Regions from separate parts of the Homo sapiens genome. Here region 1 is linked to region 2. Evidence: chromatin contacts called from ENCODE Hi-C or POLR2A ChIA-PET data. All regions are on one chromosome and are shown on one strand. The core of a region is the stretch at or near the end of the contact, and the rest is flanking DNA. Distances in the headings are between cores, read along the strand shown. Region 1 overlaps SFMBT2 (Scm like with four mbt domains 2). Region 2 overlaps LOC105376387 (a long non-coding RNA gene).

Region 1 (2,700 bases), core at 45-2,544, 290 kb before region 2:
TTATTGAGCATTCATAGGCTCAATTCTGGACAATGTTCCCATTGTGGAGCTTTTATTTTAATGGAGGGAGACAGACTATAAACAGAATCAATAAGTAAATAAATCTAGTATGTTACATATTAAATGCTAAGGAGAAAAATACACCAAGGCAGGGATGTTGGGGTCCTGGGACTGTGCCCCCCGGTAGCAGTGAGGACCCCAGGAGGCCTTGGTGTTAGTTTCCCTGTTGGTAGGCACTTGGCTTTGCACCCTGAGCCAGATCGCCGTGCATCAGTTTTCAGGACTGTCCAGTGGAGTCCAGGTGCCCAGCAGAGTGAAAATGATAGAAGTCAAAGGATTTTCATAATCCTTTCAGGTGGTGGGAGGATGAGATTCTCAACAGGGCTCTCGGACATGACCTCACTGGGAAGGCCCCATCTGATCCTTTGTTGCTTGAAGTTGACTTTCACAGGCAAACCTTCAGTAAACTATTTACCAAAATTAGCACAGGCAAGAACAGAAGTGAATTTCCTTTCCTGCTTCACTTTGAACTAAATTGCTTCCAGAAAAAAAATGAAGGGGCCAGGAATCATAGCTTTGTAAAACTCTCAAGGTTTCCTAAGAAAGACTGGGTTATGTCTGTTGAATTGGGAAAGGGATCTTTTTTTCTGGCCTGTTTTAGATACTAAGTTACTTAAATCCATCTTGCTTTTCAGTGATGGTCCATCTGATTTTTACCCTCTGCTTTGTTTATCGGCATGTCTTGTTCTTATTTCTTCATTGATGTTTCTTCTTATATTCAGTGGACATTTATCCCGTTCCTATGTACAAAGCACTTTCTATGCATTTGGAAATACTTGTGTTAACAAAAAGACATCACTCTCCTCTAATAACTTATGCTCTATGGCATTGGAAGACTGATGTGTAATCGGTCTAGGAAGGAATGAGAGTTTTCAATACAGAAGTTGAAGTCTGAAATTTTAGGAGCGCAGAGTGAGGGCGGTTTATTCCAGCCAGATCAGAAGCATTGAAATATGAGATGTACCTTGAAAACGCACTGTGTTTTGATAGCTTAAACATGGCATTGGGGGTTGTTGTAGTCCATGAGGCTTAGTGTGAACGATTTCCTCTCGGGCTGGAGGGTGGGGTGTTCTGAGGGAAAAGGTGCAGGAGGAGGCTAGAAAGCTCCAAGCCAGATCTTGGAGATTCTTGAGTGATCTGGTGTAAAGAGTTTGGTGCTGGCTGTGGACACTGAGAAACGGTTTCACTTTTCAGTTCCTGTCTTGGCTGTCATCTAAGCTGGGGTTTGTCTGTCTGACTTCCTCCATTCATTTTTCTTCAAGCTATAGCCATTGGTTGACTTCTCTAAGTCTTTGATTTTGTTCATTCTCACTCTTCCAGATAACCTAGTTATTTATCTTTTCATTAATAGGACCACAGCAGTCAATTCTAACTTTTTATCAGCTGAATTAATTTAGTAATGGACATTGAAAATGCCAGTTTGTATTCAAATCATTTTGATGAACTATATTAATTGCCTTTGGAAGCTCTGCCACTATTTTATACTAGCATTATATGTAACTCTAAAGAATTAACCTTTGGCTCCCCCATTTTTTTTCTTTTAGGTTTTTAACAATCACTTTTTTCAAGTGACTATTGATGACCTAAGACCTGAACCAAGTAAACTGTCAATGCTGTGCCATGCAGATTCTTTGGGGATTTTGCCAGTACAGTGGTGCCTTAAAAATGGAGTCAGCCTCACTCCTCCCAAAGGTTTGTATTCTGTGAAGGTATGCAGGGTCTGGAGATTCAGGAGGGTGTCTTACTGTCATTGAAGTAACACCTGCATTAATCTGGGGAGGCTGGTTGTGTAAAGGGTTTAGATGTAGTAGAAATAGGGCGTTCTTCATCAGCTTGACATAGGTGTCAGTTACAGCTCCATCCCCTGGCGAGGCGAGTGGCCTTGGGCTTCTCACTTCTGTCCACAGGAGTTTCCCCATCCGTTACCGCATTATTGGCAGATGTGCTGCTATTGTGTAGACTTAGAGGGTGCAGCATTGCTAAGTGATTGAGCTCAAAGACTTGAAAGTGTCTGAGAAGTGGCTTTACAAATGTAACACAATGTTGGTGAAGCATTTCTTTAGAGTGTTTATTTCCAGCGAGCTAAGCTTTCTCCAGAGTCAATTTGCTTTCAGATATCCGACAATTAGATGCTATAATACTTTAAAATAATTACACTGGGAGCCAGGATGCATTAAAATAATTTTAAATTGGGATTCAAGAACCACATTGTTAGTGAATGCCAGTCTTAGAGTTTACCAGTGTGGTTTGTTGTCCTCTATAGGTCAGGTTTATTCAGGAAGAAAGCAGTAAGATGAGAGGTGAGACTAAGAGAAGAATAATAAAGGTATAGTAAGAAGAAGAAAATTGGAAAAAGATGAGAAAAGTAAACTTATTGGGGAGGATTTTAACAGACAAACTTAAATAATAAGGGGTTTTGTACTAACCTTTCCAGATCTCTAGGGATTGGATTGCTTGGGACATTAACCCTATTGGGAGAATCATGCAGTTCCCACAGGTTGAGTCCCATCTTGCCTGGTGGCCTCGCCAGTCTGTTTACATCATTTAATGGTGCCTGCCTGCTTACCTTTACTATGACTGTACTCTGCTGGGCTTTTATCTTCATTTTTCCCCATATTTGTCCTTACGGAGGAGATGCTT
Region 2 (2,700 bases), core at 149-2,648:
TGCTGGCCCACAGAACCTAAATATAGCTTCTTGACATGCTGAAATTGATCTGCGATGGTAACTTGCTGTGATAAATAATTGAAAACAATGTACCTCTACCTGCTTTGATGGAAGTCATCATCTTAGGGAAGCCTGAATATTTGTACAACTGTTAATATTCATTTTTTCTTGGATTGGGGAAATTTTATTTGTATATTATGTTTATCTTAGTGCAGTAAACATGAGTTGATAAATTATTGTTTTCAGATGTGCTGCTTTTTCTATAAAATAATAGTGATAGTAAACATAATTAACATTTATAGAGGACTTTCTTCAGACTCTGTGCTGAGTGCTGCATGAATTATCTCTTTAACCCTCACAATTACTCAATGAGGTAAAAAGTACTCTTTTTTTCCTCATGTTTCAGTGGGGAAACTGAGACCAAGAAAGAGAAAGTAACTTACTCAGCTTGTTTCGAAGCTTGTTAATAGCATGGGAGGTTTCAGTCCTAGAAAATCAGATTCTGACTCCTGAATGCTTAATCCCTGGGCTCCCTGGGCTCCACTTCCCTGTAAACCTGAACTTTTCAAACTTAATTGAAGGGAGGAGTGCTACGTATGCTTATTTCAATCCCAATTCAAGGTGACTCTGACTTTTTATCTGGATTTCTGGATTTTTTTCCATGAAATACAAACTGCTTTGAAATGTGCTAATTATATACAAAAGGCCCTTATTGACTCATAACTCAGCTGATTTGTGGCTTTTCTCTTGGTCTAACTCATGCGTTGTTTTATTAATAATTATTATAAAAGTAATGGGAATCTTGATAAAAATGTCTAACAGATATAAAAGTGAAATATTACCTTCACTCTCATCCCTGTTTCCTAGAGGTAATCACCTCTAGGAAATTTAGCAATTTCTTACATGACCTTCCAGAAATACATGATTTCTTTATACACTTATACATTAACGAACATATAAACACCCATTGAAAATACAATACAGACTTCTATGACAGATCGTATTCTACAACTTGCCTTTCTCACTAAAAACATACACATAACCTTTGACTCATCAATTAAACATATGCAGATATATATGCAAAAAATCAATTGTTCAATTCATTGACCCAAAGAGCAAAAGACTTGAAACCACCCAAATGTTCAACTGCAGATCAGTCTAATTAATTATGATATACATAAAATGGGTTATCAAGCAGCAAAGTGTATGTACTAAAATGGAAAGATCGCTTTTGTTGTTTCTTATCCTTTATTTAAATTTTCTAAGTCAGGTAATGGAAAATATACATGTCTCCTACTATTATCTCTTGCCAAAAAAGACTTGCCTAACACCTATAGCTTTGAGGGTTACTGCTAGAAATTTTGTCTCTCAAGCAACAACTCAGAACATTTCCTTTGCAAACCACAAAGCAAAAGCCTCTCCAGGTGTCCATAATGTGCAAAGCACTTATTTTTCTATGCTTTTCTATGGAGAGGAAAGAAAGGAGGCAACCATAGAAAGGTATTTTCTTGTTCTGTCTCTAGTTCCTTTTCCAGGGCCTTTCCTGCTATCCCAGAACATAAATTAAAAATACAATAAAACAGAATACAACAATAAAGACGCCCAAACAAAATCAGCTCTAAAAAGCTTCCTAAATTATTCAGCAAGTGAGTATCTACTCAAAGTTTTGAAGGGGCTGTCTGATTTCATTTCTATAAACTTGGTATTTTAGGGAGATTTTAAGAGTGTGATACTATTCTTGCAGTCTCCTTAGCAGAACAGGCTAGCTCTTAGCCTTGATGGTCCCTTTAGCACTTCCCCATCCCAGGACTGTGGCTGCTTCCTCTGCCTGTTCTCTGATGTAGTATCTTATGCCTTTGTCCTGAAGTGCCACCTCTGGCCACAGCTCGGCAACTGTTGATTCAGATATTACAGATGAAAGGGAGAAGCATTTGGTAACACTTGTGGTTTATTATTTAAATTGATCTCCCTTAAAGTGTTATTCTTGTTCATGTATTAATAACACTGGAGTCAGGATTATATTTAAAATACTTCAAAGCTGTTTCAAGGCAGGGCACCAGGCATTGGCCAATCAGCAGGGTCCTGGAAGCTCCCAGCTGCAGTGGGTGTTAACCCTTTAGTTGCTGGATGGTGGAAAGTTCTAGAAGGTCCAGAGGATGATAGGTGGAATCATCCTATCAGGTGACCAGGATATCTGGGAGAGGGACCATGGGGTTGGGAAGTGTTTTAATATTGTAACTGCCATCACAGCTGTACTGATAGGTAGTCTTGATGATGCAATGGGTAAAAAGAACATGTCCAGAAACGAACAATGCCAATAATTGGAGAATTCAAAATATTAAATTCAGTAAACCTTTGTTGCATGGCAGACCCTGTGCCGAACCTAGGATTATCGCAATGACTAAGACCCACACCATCCCAACCGTCTTGAAACTTGTGAGCTAGATAGGAAGACAATGCTATCTTGAAAAGGATTTTATTTCACTAGGACTACTTAACCTGAAAACATGAAAGTTCAAAGAAGAGTTTTTATTTATTATTTAGAGATGGGGTCTGGGCTCAAGTGATCCCCTCCAGCCTCCTGAGTTGCTGGGACTAGAGGTGCACTGCTACACCTTGATAAGTTTTAAAACAATTTTTTTTTTTTGTTGAGATGGGGTCTCACTGTATGACCCAGGCTGGTCTTAAACTCCTGGCCTC

Evidence for each region. A loop is a pair of places that touch in the nucleus more often than their neighbours do. ChIA-PET counts read pairs that join two places held with the same protein, here RNA polymerase II (POLR2A). Pooled maps may share reads with other maps.
Region 1: a loop to region 2 is called in a map of natural killer cell, with 10 times the contacts of the local background. The contact joins two enhancer-like sites. A Hi-C loop is called at or near these places in 1 of 168 maps with a recorded cell type or tissue (natural killer cell) and 2 of 50 pooled maps. POLR2A ChIA-PET finds 5 or more read pairs at or near these places in 3 of 52 experiments (HEK293, activated CD4-positive, alpha-beta T cell and naive thymus-derived CD4-positive, alpha-beta T cell).

Annotation. Positions count from the first base shown.
Region 1 is chr10:7,242,610-7,245,309 of GRCh38, reverse strand. SFMBT2 (Scm like with four mbt domains 2) reads left to right here. Exons shown (of 21, transcript NM_001387889.1): 9 at 1,605-1,752. Among named protein-coding and RNA genes, the nearest start is that of SNORD129, 57 kb to the right of the region's middle. Within about 2 kb of position 1,294, at least 3 of the 41 ENCODE cell types and tissues checked have a DNase peak (open chromatin) inside an H3K27ac peak, as active enhancers do; they include natural killer cell, where a contact is called at or near this core.
Region 2 is chr10:6,957,594-6,960,293 of GRCh38, reverse strand. All of the region lies in intron 2 of LOC105376387 (a long non-coding RNA gene), which reads left to right. Among named protein-coding and RNA genes, the nearest start is that of LINC02665, 140 kb to the left of the region's middle. Within about 2 kb of position 1,398, at least 2 of the 41 ENCODE cell types and tissues checked have a DNase peak (open chromatin) inside an H3K27ac peak, as active enhancers do; they include natural killer cell, where a contact is called at or near this core.